Linked DNA regions of Homo sapiens: region 2 is linked to region 1. The links are chromatin contacts, found by Hi-C or POLR2A ChIA-PET in ENCODE. All regions are on one chromosome and are shown on one strand. Each heading gives the region's core, a stretch centred on a gene start or an enhancer-like site at or near the end of the contact. The rest is flanking DNA. Distances are from core to core; before and after follow the strand shown.

Evidence for each region. Hi-C counts contacts between places; a loop is a spot of excess contacts on that map. ChIA-PET counts read pairs that join two places held with the same protein, here RNA polymerase II (POLR2A).
Region 2: a map of uterus shows a loop between it and region 1 (11-fold over the local background). The contact joins the enhancer-like site here to the promoter of FLYWCH1 in region 1. A Hi-C loop is called at or near these places in 1 of 168 maps with a recorded cell type or tissue (uterus). POLR2A ChIA-PET finds 5 or more read pairs at or near these places in 1 of 52 experiments (BJ).

The regions. Positions count from the first base shown.
Region 1 is chr16:2,910,401-2,917,216 of GRCh38, reverse strand. FLYWCH1 (FLYWCH-type zinc finger 1) reads right to left here and starts at 5,286. Exons shown (of 10, transcript NM_001308068.2): 1 at 5,063-5,286; 2 at 2,928-3,041. RefSeq lists silencers at 4,653-4,842, 4,816-4,915, 4,946-5,095, 5,116-5,425, 5,476-5,535.
Region 2 is chr16:4,866,573-4,873,966 of GRCh38, reverse strand. It overlaps UBN1 (ubinuclein 1), which reads right to left. Exons shown (of 18, transcript NM_001079514.3): 8 at 5,064-5,134; 9 at 3,626-3,755; 10 at 3,333-3,451; 11 at 2,995-3,123; 12 at 2,666-2,812; 13 at 1,033-1,083; 14 at 894-936. Among named protein-coding and RNA genes, the nearest start is that of UBN1, 23 kb to the right of the region's middle. RefSeq lists a silencer at 2,984-3,169. Within about 2 kb of position 4,298, at least 4 of the 41 ENCODE cell types and tissues checked have a DNase peak (open chromatin) inside an H3K27ac peak, as active enhancers do.

The DNA of each region.
Region 1 (6,816 bases), core at 4,037-6,536:
ACTTTGTATTATTGGGAAAGTCATGGCTTTTTAAAAATTTTTTTTACTTTTTTTTATTTTTGAGACAGAGTTTCGCTCTTTCACCTGGGCTGGAGTGCAGTGGCATGATCTCGGCTCACTGCAACTTCTGCCTTCTGGTTTCAAGCGATTCTCCTGCCTCAGCCTCCCAAGTAGCTGGGATTACAGGTGCGCGCTACCACGCCTGGCTAATTTTTGTTATTTTTTTTTTTTTTTTTACTAGAGATGGGGTTTCACCATGTTGTCCAGGCTAATCTCGAACTCCTGACCTCATGATCCACCCCCCTCGGCCTCCCAAAGAGCTGGGATTACAGGAGTGAGCCACCATGCCTGGCCGATTTCCTCGTTTTTGAAAGTATTAGCAATTTAACAAGTTTCAGGAACCTTAGGGGTATTTTGGGGAACCTCAAGAAGAGAGGAATTTGCCCAAATTTTAAGTACTACAGGTAAAATCTGATGGAGAAAGCATCCTGGACTTGCCTTCTGTGTCTCAGGATATCAAACAACGAATTTTTAAATTTCTTTTTTCTTTTTTTTATTTTTTGTTTTGTTTTGTTTTTTTGAGATGGAGTCTCGCTCTGTCACCCAGGCTGGAGTGCAGTGGTGCGATCTCGGCTCTCTGCAAGCTCTGTCTCCTGGGTTCACGCCATTCTCCGGCCTCAGCCTCCAGAGTAGCTGAGACTACAGGCACCTGCCACCAGGCCTGGATAATTTTTTGTATTTTGTTAGTAGAGACGGGGTTTCACCATGTTAGCCAGGATGGTCTCTATCTCCTGACTTCGTGATCCGCCTGCCTCAGCTTCCCAAAGTGCTGGGATTACAGGCGTGAGCCACCACACCCGGCCTGTATTTTTGTTTTGAGATGGAGTCCCACTCTGTTGCCCAGGCTGGAGTACAGTGGCATGATCTCAGCTCACTGCAACTTCTGCCTCCTAGGTTAATTATCCTGACTCAGCTTCCTGAGTAGCTAGGATTACAGGCACGCACCAACACGCCCAGCTAACTTTTGTTTTTAGTAGAGATGAGGTTTCATCATGTTGGCCAGGCTGGTCTCGAACTTCTGACCTCAAGTGATCAGCCCGTCTTTGCCTCCCAAAATGCTGGGATTACAGGTGTGAGCCACGGCACCTGGCCAAAACAACAGACTTTAAAAAGTCTAAGTTTCCTTATGGAGACTTCCAGGCAGGCAAACTCAGGTAGGCTTATCTGGTGAATCAGTACTATTGCTGCACTACATAATCAGGCCAAATATGATGAAATCAGCCTTATAATCAAAAATATGTTTCCTTGGCCACTGTAGAAGAGGCCAGTTTTGCCTCCATTTGCACATTCATTTCAATATTCCTGATCTAGAATCTTGTAGATTCTTCTTTGGATTCTCTCTTTTTTTTTTTTTTCTCTCGACACAGAGTCTTGCTCTGTCTCCCAGGCTGGGGAGCAGTGGCTAGATCTCAGCTAACTGCAACCTCCGATTCCCAGGCTCAAGCCATTCTGGTGCCTCTGCCTCCCGTGATCCGCCCACCTTGGCCTCTCAAAGTGCTGGGATTACAGGCGTGAACCACTGCGACCAGCCCATGTAATTTTAAAAATTGCTGACTGGAACCTAATGATTTTAGGACCAATGACTAAGCAGTTTCAAAAACAGTGCCCTAGACCAAAACAAAGGAAATACAATTCTTTTATACTCATATAAAGCAAACACATGTTAAAGATTTTACTTACCGTTAGCCAGTAAGGTGGAGCTCAGGAGTTTGAGACCGGCCTGGCCAACATGGTGAAACCCTGTCTCTACTAAAAATACAACAATTAGCTGGGCTTGGTAGCACAGGCCTGTAATCCCAGTTTGCCGCCTGGCCAACACGGTAAAACCCTGTCTCTACTAAAAATACAAAAAAATTAGTCGGTCGTGGTGCATGCCTGTAATCCCAGCTGCTCAGGAGGCTGAGGCAGAACTCACTGAACCTACCGGGGAGATGGAGGTTGCAGTGAGCCAAGATCACACCAATGCACTCCAGCCTAGGCAACAAAATGAGACTGTCTCAGGAAAAAAAAAAAAAATTTCAGTGCATGTAATAAAAATGAGTATATTTTAATACATTTATATTATTTAATAAATTCAATAAATATCTCATTTAATAAAAATTAGAAACTTTTGTTACTCTAGTTTAAGTGCTTTTTTTTTTTACAGTAGATACCCATTGTTTTACAGTAGATACAGGGGCCCTAATGTGTTTCTTTTGTAATGTTCAATCTTCATTCAGTACAAATTTCTTTTTTTTTTTTTTTTTTTGAGACAGAGTCTCACTCTGTCGCCCAGGCTGGAGTGCAGTGGCTCGATCCTGTCTCACTGCAACCTCCGCTGAATCCTTGAACCAGGTTCAAGCGATTCTGCTCCTCAGGCTCCTGAGTAGCTGGGATTACAGGTGTGCGCCACCACGCCCAGCTAAATTTTTTGTATTTTTAGTATAGACAGGGTTTCACCATGTTAGCCAGGCTGGTCTCAAACTCCTGACCTCTGGTGATCTGCCCACCTCAGCCTCCCAAAGTGCTGGGATTACAGACGTGAACCACCATGCCTGGCTGCACTCAGTACAGATTTCTTAAGTGAATGGAGCACAGGCCGGCAGATTTGCATGGAAAGCTCCAAAGTCTCAGTTCATGGTGCATCACTCTCCTGTCCTCTCTCCCCTTCTCCCAGAATTGAGGGTGCGGAGCAATTTGAGTGCAATGCCAGATGGCCTACTGGGACGCTGCGGTCCTGCTGGTGACCACAAGGGCTCAGCGTAGACCTAAGGGTCACATGTTAGCAACTGTCAGGTGTCTCTCAGACACCAAGGGGTCCAAACTCTAATCAGTAAGGCTCGAAAACCAGGCGGCTCTGTCGGCAGCTGATGGAGCCACAGAATTACCTTCACACGTGAGTGAGAAGCGTCACCATCATCCCCCACACCTGGGTCACGGCGCTGGCTTGCTGGGCAGGAGCCCCGGGGGCAAATCCCGTAACTTCTCTGGGCTGGTTTCACCTGTGAAGAAAGTAAAGTGGCAAATGAAATACTGCAGGTGAAATTATTCCATGAACTGTCGACCATTAGACAAGAACAAGGTGTTCAGCATCCAGGTGCAGTAGGGGTCCTGAGTGATAGGAGCGGGAGGAGGGAAGGCCCTCTGTTTAAAAAGCTTCTGAATGGGCCGGTGGCACGGTGGCTCACACCTGTCATCTCAGCAGTTTGGGAGGCTCAGGTGAGAGAATTGTTTGAGCCCAGGAGTTCGAGACCAGCCTAGGCAACATAGTGAGACCTGCCCCTCGCCCCCACCATTTCTACTAAAAAAATTTTTTTTTAAAGCTCCTGGATGACTCCAGTGTCTACCCACCTCCCACCTACCCGCAACTGAACCATGAGCGTTGGAGGTGCACTTGCCTCAGACATGAACCACTATGGTGACATCACAGGCTCAGTGGGTGCACACAGACATTCCTCCTGAAGAGGTTGAAGGTGGCAGAGATGCCCAGATAATTAAAATTTACTCTAAAAATGAACTTCACAATCTCAGCACCGTTGGCATTTTGGGCCGGATGATTCTGCTGTGGGAGGCTGTCCTGTTCAGCGTGGGGTGTTCAGCAGCAACCCCGGTCTCTACCTGCCAGATCCCACTGTCATGCCCTACCACACGTTGTGACCACCAACACTGCAGAACGTTCCCTGGGGTGCAGAATTGCCCAAGAGCCACAGCTCCAAAGCAACTTAGAAATTAGAGCGCACAGAAAGGGAGAGCTTGGCCAATGAGACCCCCCCAGCCCGGTATTCCCCAGTCACCCTCCATCATAATATAAGTTTATTTACTCCTTCCCACAGCCTAATGCATCCTCAAATCTCTCTCCCTCTATGCCTGATATACCCATCTTCCCTCTCCTTCCCACTCCCACCAACTCAGGACATGATCCCTTACCACGACCTCTTTAGCCCAAGCCAAAGCCTCTGAACGATCTTGCCAGCTTTGGCAAGCAGCCACTCCAATTCTCCACATAGGGTGCTGACAGGTCACTCTTCCTAAAGCTTAACTTTCAGCATGTCTCTCCCCAATTAAATCATCTCCATCTCCAGCCTTAGTGCATCATCAGCTGGGCGTCATAAACACTCCGCAATCTAGCCCCAACCTCAGCCTTGTTCCTTCCACACGTCCCGCCAGTAGCACTTGGGAAAGGAACAAGAGAAACATGATATAATCACACGAGAAAATCTAGATCAAGCCCTGGAAATCATATTGGCCCTTGGAAAGCAGAAATATGCAAATAAAAATAAGCCATTTCGTTGGAATTGGAGTTTGCACATGATTATCTGACTATGGGAGTTCAGCTTCCAGTACAAGGAATAAAGGAACAACAGGCAGGGTTTAGAGCGAGGGTTTCAACTACGTCAGACCCGTTATGTGCAGGCTCCATGGGTTAGCAGCAGCCTTTTGGAACGGGGTGGAAGAGAATGGAACGGAATTTAATCCGAACAGATCCAGCTGCGTCATGTGAGCTTAAACAAGCGTCTCCCTTTAAACTTGTGCTTCAGTCATCCAGACCCACAGGCACAGAGTACACGCGTAAAAGGCATTTCTCAGTGTCGGCTGTGGGTCAACAAAGTTCGAAAGCCGTCACCGGAGATCTATAGGGTCAGAAGCGGGAGCGGGGTGCGTCCCGACCCGCAAAAGTGCAAGGTCACTGGGACCGCCCGAGCTGCAACCGTGGGACGGGGCTGATGCTGCGGGTCCAGGAAGGCAGCGCTGGGCGGGGCAGACACCGCCAGGAAACGGCGGACGAGTGCGGGGATCCTTGATGTGGGGGTGTCGGGCTTAGGCCAGGGGACGGGGGGGTGGGGATGGAGGGGCGAGGAGCAAGGAGGGAATCGCGGGAGACCCCACAGGAGGCGGCCTGAGCGCCGGGACGCAGACCCCTCCCCAGCACCCGCAACCCTCGGGACCCCCGGGAGAGCCGGGCTGCGGGCGCGTCCACGCCGGGGACGCGGGACATTCCCCGCCCGCAGGGGCCTGTCCTCACCGACGGCAGCGGGGCCCTCCCTCTCCCGCGACAGCGCCGCGGCGGATCCTTCAGCCTCTGCCGCTGCAGCAGCGAGCGTCGACCCCGCGACCCAGGCCGCCGCCGCCACCCCGACCCGGGCACCAGCTCCCAGCCCCGACCTGCCCCTCGGGAGCGAGCCCCGTGACCGCGCGCGCGACCCCGCCGGGGAGCCGGCCTTGCGGAACGCTCAGGCGCGCTACTTCAGAGCATGCGCAGCAAGACCGCGCGGCCCGTTCCTTAGGTAAACCGCTGCTCCGGGTCTTCCCTGCGCGGCGCCGAGCCGCAGGCCTGGCCTGTCAGCGCATGGGGGCGGGGACGTAACTCACGGAAAAGGCGGGGCCATCCCGAGATTGGACGGCGGCGTCCAGGGGCGGAGCTAGGATGGGGGAGCTGAACAGGACGCTCTTGGCGTAAAGGGGCTGGGGTAGGGGGCGCTTAATTGAGACCCCAGGACGGTCCCCAGTATCTGAGGCTGCCCGCAGGAAACGGAGCGTTTGCTGAGATGCACTCTTGGGCCTGTCAGTTTCCTGACCCCGTGGGAAGGCGATTCTCATGCATCTCATTGACGCCCCCAGTGACCCTACCCCAGAGCGGAACCAGTGTGAGATTCAAATAAACAGCGATAGCAACGGATTATAACCTTGACTACGATATGAGTCCAAACTGAAGGAAATAAGTCAACGGGGGAGAAGGGACAGTTGTTTCTTACATCAGAAAGCCAACAACGACAAAAAAATACCTGGGCCGGGCGCGGTGGCTCACGCCTGTAATCCCAGCACTTTGGGAGGCCGAGGCGGGTGGATCACCTGAGGTCAGGAGTTCGAGAACAGCGTGGCCAACATGGTGAAACCCCGTTTCTACTAAAAATACGAACATTAGTCGGGCGTGGTACTGGGCGCCTGTAATCCCAGCTACTCGGGAGGCTGAGGCAGGAGAATAACTTGAACCCGGGAGGCGGAGGTTGCAGTGAGCCGAGACGGCGCCACTGCACTCCAGCCTGGGCGACAGAGTGAGACTGTGTCTAAAAAAAAAAAAGCAGAAATATTACATAGTATTACAAAGTCTGCATGACGTGTGATGTAACACATTGAATGTAGAAGCAGGTATGAGAGCCAGTAGTCTTCTTTTAAGCCCGCAACAAAGATATTTGCAAAAATGTATAACTATGTCACTCGTCTCACTAAATTTCTTTGGGAAAATATTGTACTTTTTCATAAAACTATGTTAACACAATCAGCTTACTATTTTTTGGTAAGATCTTTATTGAAATATAATTCACATACCATGCATTTCTCCCATTTAAAGTGTACAATTAAATGATATGTAGTATAGTCAGAGAGTTGTGCAAACAGCACCATAGTCAGTTTTAAAACCTTTCATCACTCCAAGAAGAAACCTTTAGCCACCACCCTCCAATTTGCTAATCACCCCAGCCCTAAGTAATATGATCTATTTTCTGTCTTTATAGATTTGCGTATTCTGCATATTTCATATAAATGAAATCATGCAACAAATATGTGGTCTCTTGTGACTGACTTCTTTCGCCTAGCCTTAGCATAGCACTTTCAAAGTTCATCCATGTTGGCCGGGTACAGTGACTCTTGCTTGTAATCCCAGCACTTTGGGAGGCTGAGACAGGAGCATCGTTTGAGCCCAGGAGTTTGAGATCAGCCTAGGCAACATAGTGAGACTCTTTCTCTACAGAAAAAAAGAAAAGAGGAACAAGAGAAAAT
Region 2 (7,394 bases), core at 3,049-5,548, 2.0 Mb before region 1:
TACAAACAAGCCGCCAGGAGAAACTTTCTTCTGTTTTGAAAAGCGTTAAGACTCTCGTGAAGAGATACTCTGCCTACTGGCATTCCCACTGTCTCAGCGCACTCCTAGCTGCAATCAGACCAAGGCATGGCATGAGAATTGCCTTAAAGCAGCTATTTTTCCCTTCTTGATTTTTCCCAGCACCCATCTCCTCAGACTGGGTTCAAAGAAGAGTGAGCTTTTCATGGGAACAGGAATGGGGTCTAATCCTTCACTCCTGCATCCCTGGTGCTTAATACAGTGTGTCTGGGACATTGTGGGAGCTCAACAGATACTTAGGAGTAAATGATTTGCACATCTCATTCTCACGGTCTGCTTAGGGATGGCTAAGGGCACCACACTAAGAACTGGGAAAAATGTTGATAAACAGCAATTTTTACTACATTGAGAGGTTTCTGCAACATCTAAGGTAATTTTCACAGTGTCTATTCTCCAGCCACTATATTGCCCTCCATTTCTGCCTGGTAGCTCAGTAAAGTCGCCTTTTCTTTCTGCTGTGGCTCCAAGCTAAACTGCACTTGGCTAGAGTGTATTTCTTCCATACAAAGATCACAGTGTAACACGTTCACACCTTCAGGGACTACTGACTCCTCAGAGGGCTGCCAAGAAGATCCCACTTAATCCCACATGAACCCCAGGAACTGGGCCAGCTGGGTACTGTTTGTAGAACCAAGGCTAGAGGGGGGTTAAGTGGCTTGGGTCTCTGTCCTGTTATGACTTCAAGAATGTCATCCTGAGCAGCTGTCCCCAGACGAGCAAAGATCAATGAGCTTCCACAGTCACTTGACTGTTTCCAGAGCATAGTTGTAGGGAGATGGGCATAGCTGACATGTGACCCGAGCAAACTGACTCACCTTCACCTTGATTTTAGAAGGGGCCATAACTTTCTTCTTGGCCCTGTTCAAAGGAATGAGCACAGAAAAGTTTAGAGAATATCCAGAGGAGACCAAAAACAACACTTGTCCCGAGATGTGAAAATACCAAGACACTCACAGGATTGAAGTCAGGTGCCCATGGCCTCGTCTGCTCTCCTTAAACAGAGTTCTGAAAGACACAGAACACCAGGCATCTGTACATGCCCCAGAAAGCTGGGACTCTGCTTCCAGAACTTTGCTAGTGTCCCTGGTCCTCAGTAGCTATCCCTCATTAAATGTCAACTGGCCAGGCGCAGTGGCTCACGCCTGTAATCCCAGCACTTTTGGAGGCCAAGGCAGGTGGATCACCTGAGGTCAGGAGTTCGAGACCAGCCTGGCCAACATGGTGAAACCCCGTCTCTACTAAAAATACTAAAATTAGCCAGGCGTGGTGGCGCACGCCTGTAATCCCAGCTACTCGGGAGGCTGAGGCAGGAGATTCGCTCAAACCGGGGAGGCGGAGGTTGCAGTGAGCCGAGATCGTGCCATTGCACTCCAGTCTGGGCAACAGAGTGAGACTTTGTCCCCGCCCCCCCACCATGCCCACCCACCCCCCACACACACAAAAAAAAAGGTCAATGGATTGGGGAGCCAAATTCCTGGTGAGAGGATCTCAATGGGACACACTGGCTGCCCAAAGGCTGAGTCTGGCCTTTACCAAGAAAATGTATGGCTCTGCCTCAAACCTCTCATGGTGATGCTTCCCTAAAGGGCACAGCACTTTCCTTATTGCCTAGTCCCTCCATTCCAGGAATAAAATGTGGAGTGACCCAGCATGTCTTTGTCCAGAGAAACTCAACAAAAACGTTCTTCGTATGAGTCCAGCCTACGTAGAGAGGACAGCAATTTCAAAGGTTCCAAGATCTATCCGCACAACAGATGATTCGAGTCCAATCAAGAAAATCACTCCAGCTAACTTTCTCTGTCCCATGTATGACACAAATACTTCATTCGCAGGAAGTGACTTCGTACAAGGTAGCCTCTGAGATGGAAGCCTGGCACTTAGTTCCAATAAGGAGTCAGCCCTGCTACCTGCAAATGACACTTCTTCAGGAACATCAGGAAAGACCCAAGATGAACCCATCTCTCAAATGCTCATAGCAGCCTGTATGTTAAAACAGGAAGTGTGGCCGGGTGTGGTGGCTCACGCCTGTAATCCCAGCACTTAGGGAGGCCAAGGTGGGCAGATCACAAGGTCAGGAGATTGAGACCATCCTGGCTAACACGGTGAAACCCCATTTCTACTAAAAATACAAAAAATTAGCCGGGCATGGTGGCAGGCACCTGTAGTCCCAGCTACTCGGGAGGTTGAGGCAGGAGAACGGCGTGAACCTGGGAGGTGGAGCTTGCAGTGAGCTGAGATCATACCACTGCACTCCAGCCCAGGCAACAGAGCGAGACTCCATCTCAAAAAAAAAAAAAAAAAAAAAAAAAAAAGGAAAGTGCATATTGAGATGGGAGGCCAAACATCAACTGAAGTGGGACAAAAAATGACAAAAACAAAACCCTGGAGGCAACTTCCCTTCCTCCAGGGAAGATCCAGAAGACCCTTTCCCAGCTACCTGCATGTCCCCCAGTTACTCAGGTGAGATCAGAGTTGAGGCAGCTAGACAGTGACTCCCTGTGAGCAAGGATCCTGTTGGCCTGGCACAAAAGCAGCGTTCAAACGTGTCTTGACTGCACAGATGCCCATCTCAGCACACGGCCCTCACCTGGCCTGCATCCAGCCTTTGGGCCAGAGGGGCTTGACTTCCGCATCCAGAAAGCCCTTCACACAGTCCTCCCAAGCCTGGGCTTTGTTGTTCCTCTCCAGGTCCTGGCTCTCCAGTTTGATCTTCACCACCTGGCACAGTAGCTCCCTGAGAAGGAGGCAGAAATCAGAAACTCCAAACTACTTCAGATGCTGCTCCAAGGTTCCAATCATGTGCTTTCAGCAGCCCTGATGAAAGTAAATGAGCCTAACCTTTGTCAGCAATAGGGGACGTGCTCAGACACTGCCCCACCAACCCTCCAAAGAGGCCAAGTCCCAGTGTGGGCACACCTGATCTCATCATTCCATTGGAACTTCTTCCGAGGTCCCATTATCCTCCTGCCCCCTTTTTCTTCATCTTCTTCCTCATCCGAACAAATCCGGTCCCTCTGCTCCTTGTCTTTCTCCTCTTCCAGCATCCTACGGGGTGAATAGAATTACATGGGGCCCCAAGGTGCTCCTGCCCACCGCCTCTCCCCTCACTCTGCACTACTGGGACTTCACAGAGAAGGAGAAAAGGCCAAAGAAGAGCCAAGAGGCTCCTTGGGAAACGGCAGTACACACCGAGAAACGGGAGGGGAAGAGGCAAGACGGGAGGGTTGCACCTGCAAGCGCCAGGACAAACTTACTTGGCAACCTTTGCCTGCGTGTGTGCCTGGCATTCGTCCTGGTACTTGGCCATCTGCTCTGGCATCGCCCTGCCAATGGCTTCCTTGAGCTTCTGGAGAGGCTCCTTCAGACGGCCCCCCTGCGAAGAGCGGGACACAATTCAAGGCAGGTTTACACATCGCTCTTACGCTCAGGACGCATGATGGGGTGATCACAAGGAGGCAGTGGGGCAGCAGACGCATCATTGCTTAAGACTCAGTCACCCCTCCGCCAGGACCCCAAAGCCAAAGGGCTTCACTCTAGAGTCACCCACCTGTTCATAGAGGTGAAGTTTCCGAGCACGCTTGAGCAGGGCATCCTTGCTGCAGGGCAGGAATGACGCAAGATAGGCATACACCCCAGAGCGGACCTGACTGCTCAGCTCCCGAGTCTGCGCCTCTATGCTGAAGAACAAAACACAGTCACCACCGGCTGCAGCTCACTGCAACTCCTGTCTTCATCAGCTCACCGTACGTGGAGAGGAAAGCTAGGAGCCAACGGCAGTCAAACCCTGTCTTGTTGGTCACACAATGTAACTGAATGCCCAAGGAAACACATCCTCAGCAATCAACAAACAACAACAACTCCCAAGCCTGATGAACATGGCTAGGTAATGTGGGCCAAGGCTCTTAGGTCACAATACCAGGAAAACAGAGCCCAGGAGAACAAGCTCTGAAGCACTAAATTTCATAGAGAAAACATGAAAGCTTTCAAAGTGGAAAGTCATGAGTTACTTGGGGTTCAAAGGAGACACTTCCCGGCAGCATTTCTTTTTTTTCCCCCAGTCCCCACGTTTATCAACCATTATGAGGTCAGGGAAAGCCTCACCCCTCCAGTTTCTCCATCTAGATAAGCAAAAAAATATTTCTCTTCAATGCCTTGAGCTGTCCACATTTGGCACGCTCAAGCAGGTTCCTTGTTGACACAATCCTATCGTCCGCACCAATGCTCAGGTGCTCTCTGCAGCTCACACTTCCTGACCCAAGGGGCCAATCCAGGTCCCGGCCAGGCGAGGCCATGTGGTAGAACACCCACATTTTGACAACTGTTCTTACACACACAAACTCCTCAGCTGTTGAGCAACAAGCTTCCCCTGCCACAAACTGCAACCAGGAGAAAAGCGGCAACACTGCAGGCCAGGCCACAAGGATTCACTTTTCCCAGTCTGGATTTACAAATGTTTGCTCATCTGTTTTTTAACCCGATTCACACAGCGTGGTGTCTCAGAGGCTCAGGCATGTGGGAACAGCATTAGGGATGATGCACGTGGCACTAGGAACAGGAGTGCCAGCGAGCGGAACAGCCAGGGACGCCAAGCAACACCCAAGGCAGAGCAGGCCCGAGGCCACCAGGCTGTCTCTCATTCTTCAGGATTCTCAGAGACAGTCAGGCAACACCTTCTCTCTCTCCTCATCTCATACCTGCCAAGAAATCCTCTTCTAACAGGCCATGATTATCACATGTTATTAATGCCTGCTGCCTAAGATCAAGGAGGTCTATCGCTTCTGGAGACAAGTACTTGGTGTCCCTGTTGTGTTTTGATTTTTAAAAGAAAAATAACAATGAAACCATGTTAATCCAATTCTTCTTTTATCTCCTTGGTGGTCACCTTTATGCAGTTCAATTGTACTCCCACTGTCCCCTAGCTGGCTTGCCCCAAGCTCAGTAATAGCAGAAACAGACAGACAGACAGACAGACAGACGATACTCACTCTAATAGGATTCCATTAATATCCTGGGTGAAGAACTTCTGTCTGCTCTCCCCCTCAGCAGCTCTGGCAGCCTGGTGCACAGCAGACAGTAACAGCCGTTAGTGCACTTTCCCCACATGTCCCTTACGCTCACCCACAGGCACAGGAGTCATCGCTCCATAAAGAGCACCTGTCAATACAGTCACACCGCCACCTTTCCAACTCCACCCTAGTCCCAGGTTAAGTTCGCCTGCGATCAATATTCTCTTTTCAAATGCTGCTGCAGCATCTGTGGGCTGCCAGTTCTTCCTGGGACTTAAAACAGTCACAGAAAAGAAAATCAGAGTCAAAGCCATCACAATGCACTTAGCCAGAGGCCAATAAGGCCAACTAACCCCTGCACCCATACACCATCAACTACACCATTAGTTGGGATTTCCATGTATCTACAGTACAAAAATATTCAAGAACTTCAACCAGTCTATAGGATTTAAAGGCCTTTTTATCTACAAAAATAATAATAATGTGTAGCTCTAACACTTAAGGACATTAAAACTCTTTGACAATTCCTAATCTACTTATGGTATACCACGAGCTCTCTATTAGCCAGACCATGTGAATAATTAACCCACCATATTACCTATTAACACCAGATTATAGGAGTTTCAGTACAGTCTTAGTTTGCTTTCGAAAAGAACACAGTTAACACACACCCTGGATGGCAAGCTCAGAGACCCCTGAAGCAACCACGGCAGGCAGCCACGACACAGCGGGAACACAAAAAAGCAGACCCTGTGGAAGTCTGCATCAGGGTTCTCACACTTGGTTGCATATTGGAATTCCCTGGGCAGCTTGGAGCAACTCAGGCCATTCAAATCACAGTCTCTGGAAAGGAGATTCAGGAATGCACACTCTCAAAAGTGGCCCAAGTACTCTTTCAAAGCAACCCTGGGAACACTGATGTGCAAAAAGGGCTGGGAACCATTCCTCTCAACCCAAGAGCTGCTGGTCTGAAGGCTTTGGGTGAAATAAAATTTCTGAAATCAGACATGATATACAGTAACGACAGCAAACAAGGGTGATAAGGTGACTATCTAGAATGAAGGGATCAACCCCTCTGAAATTGCAGACACTGCTAACCCCTCACCATCATCTCCCCCACTCACCTTCCTCTCACTGCATCCTCTGGGGCCCCTTCCAACCACTCTAACTGCTCCATCTGCCTCCTCCACCAGCTCCTTTCCATAGGCGGACCCCAGGATTCTCACTAGAACCCACTTCTCCCAATAACTTCTTTCCCCCTCAGGGCTTCAAAATAACACAGACAATTGTACACTCAAATCTAAACTAAGCCCTAAATCCTCTCATCTAAGCTCTGGACCAGAATTTCCAGTTATCTCTGAGAAATTTCCCAATTACAGTCAACGCCTGGTATAGGCAGGGGATTGGTTACAGGACCCCCGTATATACCAAAATCCAACTGCACAGTCAGCCCTGAGGAACCTGCCTATACAAAAAGTTAGCCCTCTATACACAGATTTAGCATCCCTCAAATCAACCCACATTTGGTTAGAAAACATCTGCGTGTAAGTGGATCCACGCAGTTAAACCCTGTGTTGTTCAAGGGTCAACTGCACTTCTGTGGATGGATGACCCTCTGGTTTGCAAACTCAACTTACACCAGACCCACTGGCTTCTGCTCTTCCCCTGTGTTCCCCACTTCTAATAATTGCACTCCAACCTTAAGACCGCCACTCCCTTCTTCAGAACCCTTCAGCAGCTCTTTCCAAGCCTGGTATCAAACCCAAACTCCTTCACATGGCATTTGGGGTCCTCCACGATCTGGCCCAGCCATCCACCAACTCGCCCATCTTCAGCTCTGCTCCCTGCCTTCTCTTAGGGCATCTTCCCCAGGAGGCCGGCGAAGCCTGTTGCCTCCAGTCTGCTTCCTATATGCCCCCCAAGAGCCTCTCTTTAACCCCTTAAGTCCGGCTATCTGGCCGTCCACACATCACAAAGCTTACTTCATTCTGCTCTGTACTACAGTCCATTGTCTGCGTATCTATCGGGTCCATTTATGTAACGAGCTCATGAAAGACAAGAATGGAACCTTGGCCCGGCGCGGTGGCTCACACCTGTAATCCTAACACATTGGGAGGCCAAGGTGGGCGGAACACGCGAGCTCAGGAGTTTCAGACCAGCTTGGGCACATGATGAGACCCTGTCTCTACTAAAAATACAAAAAAAAGCTGGGCATGGTGGTGCATGCCTGTGGTCCCAACTACTCTGGAGGCTGAGGTGGCAGGATCACTTGAGCCCTGGGCGTGGAGGTTGCAGTAAGGCAAGATCGTG